Linked DNA regions of Mus musculus: region 1 is linked to region 2. Evidence: chromatin loops called from intact Hi-C (ENCODE). Cell type or tissue: gastrocnemius. All regions are shown on one strand. Region 1 has its middle 120 kb from the start of Gm46585. Region 2 overlaps Pde10a (phosphodiesterase 10A).

What was found. Hi-C counts contacts between places; a loop is a spot of excess contacts. Peaks named below come from ENCODE experiments on the same cell type or tissue, not always from the same donor. Only the 100,000 strongest peaks of a DNase experiment are listed, where the experiment ranks them.
Region 1: it touches region 2 in a loop (15-fold over the local background); 39 of 42 quality-filtered maps call a loop at or near these places.

What each region holds. Positions count from the first base shown.
Region 1 is chr17:8,612,883-8,615,382 of GRCm38, forward strand. It overlaps a transcript of Pde10a not described here. Among named protein-coding and RNA genes, the nearest start is that of Gm46585, 120 kb to the right of the region's middle. In gastrocnemius, no CTCF peak of the experiment used is centred here; a DNase peak (open chromatin) is centred at 1,467.
Region 2 is chr17:8,935,719-8,938,218 of GRCm38, forward strand. The region is part of intron 5 of Pde10a (phosphodiesterase 10A); the gene reads left to right. Among named protein-coding and RNA genes, the nearest start is that of 1700010I14Rik, 51 kb to the right of the region's middle. In gastrocnemius, no CTCF peak of the experiment used is centred here; DNase peaks (open chromatin) are centred at 1,094 and 1,777; H3K27ac peaks cover 193 bases.

The sequences.
Region 1 (2,500 bases), 320 kb before region 2:
AAAAAAAACCAGAAAATGGAGACTGTTCTAGGACCTCAGAAAAATGTATCATACTATGGAAACCACAAAAGCCCTTCAGCCTGGTGTCCCTTCTCCTGCTATAATCCCCAAAGGATGTAATATAATAGTTGTTGATTTGAAAGACTGTTTTTTTTTTCTCAAATCCTCTGTCTCATGCTTACTAATAACTTCATTAATGATCTAAACATATATCGAAGTAATAAGCTCTAAGAAAGACTTGCTTTTCTGCATAACAGTTTTTCCAGGGAACTTCCATTAATTTCACTCCTGTTTGCACTAGCGTTTGTGATCCCAGTTCTAGCTTTCAGAGCGAGGCCTTTAACAGTGAGAAATACAAGTATAAGCAAAAGGTGTGTAGCAAATTTCCACTAAGAGCAGTGGAGAGTCAGTCCAGGTTGTCCAAGCCCAGGAACAGCATCAAACAGTGCCTTTATGATGCTTGGCACTGCCACATTTTATGTGGTACTGGGGGCCAAACCCAAGGCTTCATGCATGCTGGGTAAGCACTCTGCTGAGCTGTGTTTGCAGTCCCCATAGTATGCATTTCAGGAACACACCTGTCTGAAGGCTTAATTAACTTCAAGTAAGCTACCTTTCCTTTCTGCCTGCTGCAATCATAGAGGTCTTGCAAAAACAGTCCAAATATCACTTTCCCGAGCGATGAAACCTTCCTAGTTTTTGGCCCCCAGATAGTGTCCTCAGAGGCCACAAAGCTCACCTTGCCCGGGCACCCCTGGGATTGGGAGCCCCCATTAACCTGTGGCAGGCACCAAGTGTTCAGTTATCAGCCCGTTGCACGTCTGATAGAGAGCACTTGTGGAGGTGGGTAGCTGGGAGCCCGTGTTCCAATGAGAAGATCTCTTTGCTGAGATGGGGTGGACTCATGTGGTTCCAAGTCAACAAGTATGGGACAGTTTGCGGAAGAGCATCAGTGAGAGTGTATGCAGACCTGATGAGTGCCAATGTAGTATGGCCATGGCTGCAGCCCCATCTCCATGTGCAGGGGTGATGGCTGGGTAGGTGAGCGCAGAGATACAGACAAGATGTCACCTCTTCTAAATAAATACAAGTTTTCTTTCTACTGTTTCTTTTCATCTACCTGCTCACTCTCTTTCTGCCCCAGCACATATGCATGCACACACATAGAAAGACAGATGACTCCTCTCGCCTGAGCACAGACTCTATGCTCTCATGTGACAGCATAGCCCCTACTTTACCATTTAGGGCTGGCAGTGCCCAGGTTTACTGGAAACCAGAAGATGTTTAGAATCGTGAAAAGCAAACTTGAACCTTTTAAAAACAGTTTCGACAGTTGAAAATGAGCTTGAGGGCAGGCTCTGTCTGTGGCCGAGCACTCTAAAATATTCTGCCTTTTGAGAAGGGAGCTGCTGGGTACAGCCAGCCTTGCAGTTCTGATGCCACTATTTACCGTGCCACTTCCAGTAATGACCAGCAGGGGGCACCCACTACTCAGAACTATAACCTCCATGTCCTTCCAGTTTGGATGAAGAAAAAAACAAAGCAGATCACACTACAAATTTGTTTTTAGGGCACACACTATATATGGGGAGGCTCAGTAACTTCGATGCTAGTTAATGTGTATAACTAGCTATAATCCTCCTACAAAGACACTCCTGGATCAAATTAGAATGATCTATGTCCTTGTTTTTTTGGGCTATTGCCCACATTCAGGGAATTTAGAAGGCCAAGGATTCTCATAAGGCAATTCCTGCTCTTGTGCTGTGGTGCTGTGCGGGCCGAATGTGTTGGGCAGACATGCCTGTGTTTCTCCAGTATTTCCAGCGGTACCAGAGTCCCATCTTCCCCACTACAGCCTATCCTCAGAGCCAAGAAAGCAGAACACAACATCATCGAGCAATGCGCAGGTGCTCAACACAGACACTCTCGGGTGCCTTTGTAACACTTCCTGTGACTAAATGGGAAGCTGGCACAACGATCTCATGGGACCCACCGAGTCATAACAAGTACTGGAAAGCAATATCGTTGTGTCTTGGGAATGAATATCCCTTGGACCAGTCCCTTTACCGCAACACCTGTGACCAGCATTCAGACCCAAGTGCCAGACAGACTCAAGTGCTCAGAAAGGAGCAATACTGATCTTCGTTGTCGGTATTTGTGGCCCAGGATAAATCTCAGGCTTTTAAGAAAAAAGTCAACATTTTGCAGACTTAAACCACTCACTGTGAACTTGATTTTTGCAATGTTTAACAACACAGAGCACCCATGACACAGTTGGGAGTGGTGTCCCTGAGTGACATTTTATGTTGTGTGCTTTAAGAGCCAGGACATCCCAGAGACTCACATGTGACCTACACATTGGAGATGCGGAAACCTTCTGTTAGGCAAGGATGGTTTCTGACTCCCCCTCATTCATCTGCTACAAAGCTGCCACCGACGGACTCCAGGTCCCATTGAAGAATTCCCACAATTCCATCTCCTAGCCATGTGACTGCGTGAA
Region 2 (2,500 bases):
GAGTAGTCTACAGCGAGAGTGAAGCTGCTATTCTACACAGTGTACTTTGTAAGAGGGAGCCGTCTGCCCCTCTCCCCACAGTGGCACTTTCAGTTGACAACAGAGGCAGCTTAATGAGGCGAGTGACATAACACAGCCTTCTGTACAAAGAGCAGCCCAGATCCTCCCACCCAAGGGCAGTTCTCTGGCAAGAAGATAGTTTTTTGCCTCTAGTTACTTGATGATGATGATGACGATGACGATGACGACGACGACAATGAGATGACGATGATGATGCTCCCTCCTCCTCCTCCTCCTCTCCTCCTCCTCTCCTCTTCCTCCTCCTCCTCTCCTCCTCCTCCTTCTCCTCCTCCTCCTCCTCCTTCTCCTCCTCCTCCTCTCCTCCTCCTCCTCCTTCTCCTCCTCCTCCTCCTCCTTCTCCTGCTCCTGCTCCTGCTCCTCCTCCTTCTCCTGCTCCTGCTCCTCCTCCTCCTCCTCCTCTCCTCCTCCTCCTCCTCCTCCTCCTCTCCTCCTCCTCCTCCTCCTCCTCCTCCTCCTCCTCCTCCTGCTCCTGCCCCTCCTCCTCTCCTCCTCCTCCTCCTCCTCCTCCTTCTCCTCCTCCTCCTCCTGCTCCTCCTCCTCTCCTCCTCCTCCTCCTCCTCCTCCTCCTCCTCTCCTCCTCCTCCTCCTCTCCTCCTCCTCCTCCTCTCCTCCTCCTTCTCCTCCATCTCCTCCTCTTCCTCTTCCTCTTTCTCCTCCTCCTCTTTCTCCTCCTCCTCCTCTGCCCCTGCCTCCACCACCTCCTTCTCCTGGTTATTATTATCAATTAAATTGTACTCTAAACCAGTGGAGAATACAGTTAAAAGAATGATATTACCTGGGTACAAATTGGGGGGAAATGGAAAGGCTGGGAAACTCAGTGTTTCTGTTTGTAAATAAAGCTGCAACCTGAAAGTGTTGATATATATATATAGCACTGGCAGTTTACTATTGTTGTGATGTTTTTTACTGAACTGTAGAAAAAATTCTAAGCAGTATTGAAAAGTGCCTCGCTTTGCCTTCCCTGTTACAAATTTCTGAAACTTGGCCTCCGCATGAATTTGCTTCCTAGCACTGCCATCTAGTGGCACAAAAGAATAACACAAAACCTGGGTATTTTAATCCTTTGGTGTTCCCACACCTCAACATACACCCATTTAAAAACTGTTTTAAAATTGAGTCACCCGAGAGCAAAAACAACAACAACAAAACAACGTTAAAAGCAAGTGTCATGAATGACATGATCTTTGGAATGTGTGTCTGAGAAAATGTCTGTGGTGTGCGTTTGCCACTGAAACAGAGTGTTGATATCAGAGGTCAGGTTTCTCTTTCTCATTTAAATGATATTATATTTTATAAATTGTGTTAGTTTATACTTATTAAATTAATTATATCAATCTACTATATTATATTTCTACTATTTTTCTCCAAATACACACACATACATATATGCCATATAGTGTATACTATATGCTATTTACTATATGTGTATATATATGTATGTATGTATATATATATATATATATATATATGTGTGTGTGTGTGTGTGTGTGTGTGTGTGTGTGTTTATATATGTAGTTTTCATGGTTTTATTTCGTCCTTGAATTCAGCTTATTATTACCGATCTGGTCTAGTTTAAATTATCTATATGTATGTCTATGTATGCTTTTATCACACAAATGTGGCCCAGTTGGGGATATCTCTTTAACTGGGGGGCTAGCTCTTCTGCTCATCCATGGTGGTCCCTGGCATTGTCCCCATTCAGGTGGCAGTCAGTCAAATCGCCCTGGAGGGGAAGAAGGGTGAGGTCTAGGGTATTGGGCCTTTCCTTGTGTTTAGATTTCTAACTTCTGAAGCATTCTTATGCTAATAAATGTTGTTTAGATTTATATAAATTTAGAGTAGGAATTAATCTTAGAGAAGCCCATTCTCAATGTTATAGGAAATTAGAAATAAATATATGTAAGTATATACAATACTGTCTGGTGCTATTCATTGATGAAAATCTGAGGACAGCATTTTACTATCTTAATAGTGCAAGTAACCCAGTCACAACCTTAGCTCAAAAGTTAAATCAATCTTGGAAACAAAACTTCCATTTCCTCTGCTAATTTCTTCAGTACTTAGTCCCTCCTATTGTTTATTAATACGGTAAAGCATACTCATCAAGGCAAAGTGCTTGGAATGTTTCACAAACGGAATTACTATTTCTAAACACCAAGAACTAAGAGGAGATTTCCTTTGCTCTGTCACGATTAAAAATGCAGGTTTACCTACCGGCCTTTCCCCTGGTCCATTTCTATGGGTATACAATTCAGTGAAGATTCTCCAGTGGTGGCCGAGCGTCGGGTGCAGTCCTGATCATGGAAGTCCTTTGTCGACTTATTCTATTTGTAGTAACAGGTTCCTATACTTCCACTCAACTTTAAAAGGTCGTAAAGATTGTACTGTCCCCAAACAGGTCATTCCATGTCTGATTAAC